2 separate regions of the Homo sapiens genome follow, and region 1 is linked to region 2. The links are chromatin loops, found by intact Hi-C in ENCODE. Cell type or tissue: OCI-LY7. All regions are shown on one strand. Each heading gives the region's core, and the rest is flanking DNA. Links, peaks and the distances in the headings are about the cores only. Region 1 overlaps PRDM15 (PR/SET domain 15). Region 2 overlaps SLC37A1 (solute carrier family 37 member 1).

Region 1 (2,912 bases), core at 243-2,742, 680 kb after region 2:
GTTTGTTTAGGTCTATTTCTGGGTTGTCTGTTTTGTTCCATTGATTTCTGTCCACCTTCTCACCGGTATCAAAGTTTTTATGATGGTAGCTTGATAATTAAGTTTGAAGTCAGGTAGACTGAGTCTGTCACTTCAGCCTTCTTTTTCAAAGTTGTTTTTAACAGGTGTCTTCACGGAGCGTTCCGTGTAAGGAACCTGAAGTCACCCCCCATTTGCCTGAAGTCACCCCCCATTTCCCGTTTACCACCAGGTTAGATGCAGATGGTCCTGGTCTGAGCTTAATTGACATTTCTGATAAGTTTGGTTTCCTGATATTATTACTGTGGTCTTACTGTGATGGCAGGTGTGTTTAGTTAGTTTTTGTAGTAGTAGTCATATAAATTGTAAAGAGATTTTTCAGGCAGAGCAGTGGTTCTCAGACTTGAGCTGCATCCGAACCACGTGGAGGGTTTTGCAAACAGAGTGCAGGGCCCTCTGCCAAGCCTGATTCATCAGGTCTGGGGGTGGGAGGCAAGGATGTGCATTTCTGAAATGTTCCCAAGCAGTGCTGGCACTGCTGGTTCCTGGTCCAGGGACCACATTTTGAAATCACTAATGTAAGGTAAGTCTTCCCAGGATTGGTGGTTGAGATAGGGGGACCTCACACTTTTTTTTTTTTTTTCTTTTTGAGGTGGAGTCTCACTCGGTCGCCCAGGCTGGAGTGCAGGGGCGTGATCTCAGCTCACTGCAACCTCCACCTCCCTGGTTCAAGCGATTCTCCTGCCTCAGCCTCCCGAGTAGCTGGGATTACAGGCACGTGCCACCGCGCCTGGCTAGTTTTTGTATTTTTAGTAGAGATGGGGTTTCACCATGTCGGCCAGGCTGGTCTCGAACTCCTGACCTGAAGTGATCGCCCGTCCTCATCTCTGAAAGTGCTGGGATTACAGACGTGAGCCACACGCCTGCCCAGGATCTCGAACTTCTAGTTCTTTTTTCCTCTCCTTTTCCCTGAAACAGTACTTCCTGTGTGCCTTGTTCTGGGATGTCTTGTGTGCCTTAGAGGTCTGGAGACCACACTTCCCCTTCTATGAAGGCACTTTCTGAGTGTTAAAGGGAGTTTTGCCAAGACAGCAAAGACTTTGAAGATGCTCCGTTTATCAGGCCTGATCTGCAGCCCAGGGTGGCTGTGGCCTCTGATCTTGGGCCCAGAGGAGCCGTTTTAGAGAGGCCTCATTTTGGGGACCAGATGCTGCTAATCGGGACCCTTATTGCCAGGACTCGGACATTTACATAGAATCAGAGTGCAGCACAGGGGGCTAAAACCCTGCTCTCCAGCTTCCCTCGCCCCTCTCTTCTGGGTTTCCTCTCCCAGCAGCTCCGCTCAGAGGGGACCTTTTTTGGGGGCACCTAGAAGGGGTGGGCAGTCTGTGAGAGGTGTAGGCCAGAGGCAAGGTCTGCCCCGGGGAGAGGCGGCCACACAAGGCCTCAGGGGATTCGTGCAGGCTCCCAAGTAAGCAAGGCCAGGACGACTTCCTTCCATCCTCCCACTCCGATTCCAATACCTTTGTTGGGACTCTGTGTTCTGCGGTGATCTGACCGCAGTGTGGGGCGCCTCTTAAGGCCTATCGTTCCCATCGCCCAAGCTCCTGACCGTGAGTCACGTGGGTTCCTGCAGGGGGCACGCAGGTCCTACACCTCCAGTAGCACAGCAGCAACTCATGAAAGCGTGCGCCCTCCCCACCCCACTCTGGGTTTCTTCTGCCCTTTGTCCTGTTCATCTCCTGCTCACTGCCCAGCTGAGCCCCCATCCCAGACTGGTCCCTATTTGCGCCGAGGTGCCCATCCACAGGAACTGGGGCAGGCAAGGCCGAATGCGGCTATGAAACTGAGTCACACTTGCTAGAGCCGCACGAGATACCTTTGAACGTGAATGTGTGTTCCCAGGAAAAGAAGATACAGTGCTGTTTTGGGAGAAAATTTCACCCCCCTCCCCTTGTTATTTCTGGCATTTTAAGGGCAAATTGGAACTCTCTTTCCTCTGCCTCACTTCCTTGTAGCTAACTCACTCTCCTAACTTGAAGTTTTCAACCCGGCACTGCTCTCAGACACACAAGTTCAGTGACTGTGAGTTTCCATATGAGTTTTGCACGGTCTGCTTTTCACCCTTCAAGCTGCTGGGGATGAGCGGGGTGGAGGGCGTGTGGAATCAGCATTCAAGAAGTGCCAGCATGCACACTTTCCTAAACCACTCAGCAACGGGCATCAGAGAAGCAGGTTGCAGGAAGGACATGCCGGTGCGCACAGTTGGGGATTGGGGGGGGGCAGAGGAGGAATAATCATTTGGTGGCACATACTGTGTGTATCTCACTTTATGCTCCTCCCAAACTGCATGAGGTGGGTGTTTTTATTTCCATTTTACAGCCCAGGAATGTGAGGCCCCAGAATGAACAATGTCTAGATCCACCCTGTGAATATATGTGTGTGGGGGGTGTCAGTTTATGCTCATCTACCCACTATGCAAGTGTTTCTGGAGGTGAACCTCAAGGATGGATAGGGAATAGAATTATTGGATCTGATAACAGCTTATGTGGGAGCACGAGAGTCCTCCACAACGTCACGCATTGATTTAGTCCCCAGAGAAGCAAGTGTTTATGGGGCACCAGGCATAGGTTAGGAGTGAGGGGAAAAAAAGTGACAACCGGCTTTTTAAAAATGGTGATATAGGTGGGCACGATGGCTTGTGCCATAATCCCAGCACTTTGGGAGGCTGAGGTAGGAGGATTGCTTGAGCCCAGCAGGTAGAGGCTGCAGTGAGCCTTGATCACACCACTGCACTCCAGCCTGGGCGACAGAGCAAGACCCTGTCACCAAAAAAAGGTGATATATTTGTTTTAAAAATGGAAATTGATGGCTAATATGAAAAGATGAAAGTC
Region 2 (2,912 bases), core at 134-2,633:
ACACCTGGCTGGCTGGGCTCAGTGGGGAAGTGGCTTTCAGCTGCTTTGCCACTACCGCCTCCTGCCACACCACTTTGACCTGATTTAAAGGCAGAAGATTTGCTCTATGGTAAGGTCTGAAATGCTGGGGTGGCATCTCTCTGATCCTTCTGAACAGCAATGCGATTCACTAAACAGCTACCCTCTTTGGTGTCTTATCTTCTAGAGCTGTCTGGGGACCTGGTGGCATAAGGGATGCTTAGCGCCTCACTAAAACAGCCTCGAGGGGGGTGGTAAAAAGTCTCCAGCTTCACAGCAGGGAACAGACTTAACAGTCTTTAGCCGCCATCACAGCACAATACCTAATGCCATCCAAAACATCCCTTACTGTTTTATGGGAAATGTCACTATGGACCAACTTAACATTGTGACTTATTAAGTAAACAGAAAAGCTGTAGAGTATCACGGATGGACGTGAGCCCTTCACAAGCATTAGAGACTCTATGGGTCTCACTTTCTTCTGTAGGGTCATTCTAGGAGTCAGATAAACAGGAAACCTAACACACAGTGACACCTGCCTGCCATGAACCCCACTCCGGGAGTCAGCTCCAATGTTCTCAGCTTTCATCTCAAAAACCTACGCCAGAGAGATTTTCCTTCCGAATTCACCAAGTAAAAAAGATCTACCTTGGATCATGCAAATGACCTTTTAAACACTAAAGCAGAAGAAAGTAACTTAAAATTATAGACAACATCCAGGTGAAAATTTCAGCTAAAACCTCACCACACACAGACTCAAGAGCATTGTAGAGCTAGAGAGTTACTGACTTCAACCTGCCCACTTCAGAGACCAGGAGATAGGTCCCTGAGAGGCTGGCTGACCTGCCCAGGTCACAGCACAGCTGGCACAACCAGATGGGCTCCTGAGAGCTGGGTGCTGCTGGCTAGGCTTAGAAGTATTCTCTAATCTTGCTATATGATTTGGGCCTACTTTGATCTCTACTGAAAAATTTTAAAGAAAAGGTCTAATTGAACAAACACCATTTCACATTACATGGGACTCATACAGGGATTCAAGTCCACGCTGCACCTGCTTGAACCCACCAGGCAGTACCTGGGCTGAATGGCTGTACCCTATCAGATCTGATTTCATCTGACATAGCGAACAAAACAGCACCCATCACTGAGACCTCAGGTAGGGACTGTCACACAAAAAGGCCCCTTCAATGCAGCAGCATGTGCCCTTGTTTTCAGTCATGAGTTTACTGTGTAGATGTCACATTAGACCAAATTTTGTTTTAATAACCTTACTGACAAGTTGCATAAGAATTATCTTTACCGTAAATAAGCAACAAGAAACCAGTTTATTTACTTAAAGCAGGCTTTCTGAACCCCAGCACTATTGATACTTTGGCTCCGGTAATTCTGTGGTGTTAGGGGCTGTCCTGTGTGTTGTAGGATGTTTAGCAGCACCCTGGTTTCTAGCCACTAGATGCCAGCAACATCCCTTCCCTGGCTGTGACACCCACAAATGTCTCTAGACATTACTAAATGTCCCCTAGGAGACAAAACTGCCCCCAGCTGAGAACCAGATTTAAATGCAGTTTTCCAGTAACTGAGAAAAACACATTCCCACTTTGGGTCTTTTTATACCACAGATTATTTGTGTTCAGTAAGACTGCAGTGTGGGGAATATAAACATTTGACCTCAAAGTGGAGAAGGTCTGGCAGCCTGGCTGAGACCCAAGCGCTAAGGAAGCCCCAGGTACACACCACACTCTCCAGCTAGGCTCCTGGTCTGCTGCACACCACACACTCTGGGATTCCAAATCTTTATTATTCATTTGTTCACTTAGACAAGTTCTGCAGCAGGAGGCAAATACACACGTTCAATAAAGGGAGAGCTATGCACTCTCCTCCAACAGCAGACACTGCCTGCCTGGGCACCAACCACCCACCAGGGCTCTGAGCGGGGTAGGGGGGCCCAGGTCTTGATGATCCTACACTCTGGGCAGGTCTCAGGGAAGCAGCTAAACATTTATGGGGATCCCTGGGTTTCTCCAGGCGGTAAAGACCTCTGTCTCTGAACAAAAGCCTCTTGGGACCACATGCCTCAGTCTCTGGCTGTGGTGTGACTATGGTTGGTCTCCATCAAAACTTGTGTTGAGGCTTGGTCCCCAGTATAACTGTGTTGAGAGGTACAGGGAGCTTTGAAGGGCATTTGGGTCATGAGGGATCCGCCTTGACGAAGGAATGAATCCGCAGGAGTGAGTGGCCGCGCTCTCAGGACTGATGAGCTATTGTGAGAGGTGAGAGCTGGTTGCTATAAAGCAACGTCACCCCTGTGCTGTGTCTGTTTTGTATGCCCTGCTCACTGCTAACCCATCTCACAGGGGCCTCTGCTAGGTGACGCCCTCCACCACATTACAATGTGGCACGAGGCTCTTGCCAGATGCAGCTGCCCAATCTTGAACTTCCCAGTTAGATAAAAGCTAAATACACCTTTTTTCATTATAAATTACTCAAGCTCAGATATTGTGCTAATAGCAACAGAAAATGGGCTAGAACATCCCTATACTGCCTTTAAAAAAAAACCTGGCTGGACTGACACAATAGCAGTTTTTAATCAGCCAATCACACGTCCTATGACCCATATAATATTCACCACCTGCCTTGGTCAGTTCAAAGTGGGATCAAGAATGGGCTGGGCTGGCAGCACAGGCCAGGCACCGTTGTGAGCTTCTACATACATTAACTCAATCTTTGCCCCAATCCTATGACATAAGAACTATTATTTCCTCCATGTTGCAAAGGGGAAACTGAGGCCCAAAGAGGTATAGTAACTTGCTCAAGGCCACATCCTAGCAGGTGGTAGAGCTGGGGTTCAGATCCCAGCTGGTGTCTCTCTGGAGTTCCCTGCCCACCACGCAGAG

What was found. Peaks named below come from ENCODE experiments on the same cell type or tissue, not always from the same donor. Only the 100,000 strongest peaks of a DNase experiment are listed, where the experiment ranks them.
Region 1: a loop joins it to region 2, with 2.9 times the contacts of the local background. A loop is called at or near these places in 1 of 110 quality-filtered maps.

The regions. Positions count from the first base shown.
Region 1 is chr21:41,860,924-41,863,835 of GRCh38, reverse strand. The region is part of intron 1 of PRDM15 (PR/SET domain 15); the gene reads left to right. Among named protein-coding and RNA genes, the nearest start is that of PRDM15, 17 kb to the left of the region's middle. In OCI-LY7, for the core only: a CTCF peak has its summit at 1,651 (motif pointing right); DNase peaks (open chromatin) are centred at 315, 1,095, 1,655 and 2,295; H3K4me3 peaks cover 2,500 bases; H3K27ac peaks cover 2,500 bases.
Region 2 is chr21:42,536,136-42,539,047 of GRCh38, reverse strand. All of the region lies in intron 5 of SLC37A1 (solute carrier family 37 member 1), which reads right to left. Among named protein-coding and RNA genes, the nearest start is that of SLC37A1, 24 kb to the right of the region's middle. In OCI-LY7, for the core only: CTCF peaks have their summits at 513 and 1,464 (motif pointing right); a DNase peak (open chromatin) is centred at 1,477; H3K4me3 peaks cover 1,572 bases; H3K27ac peaks cover 2,500 bases.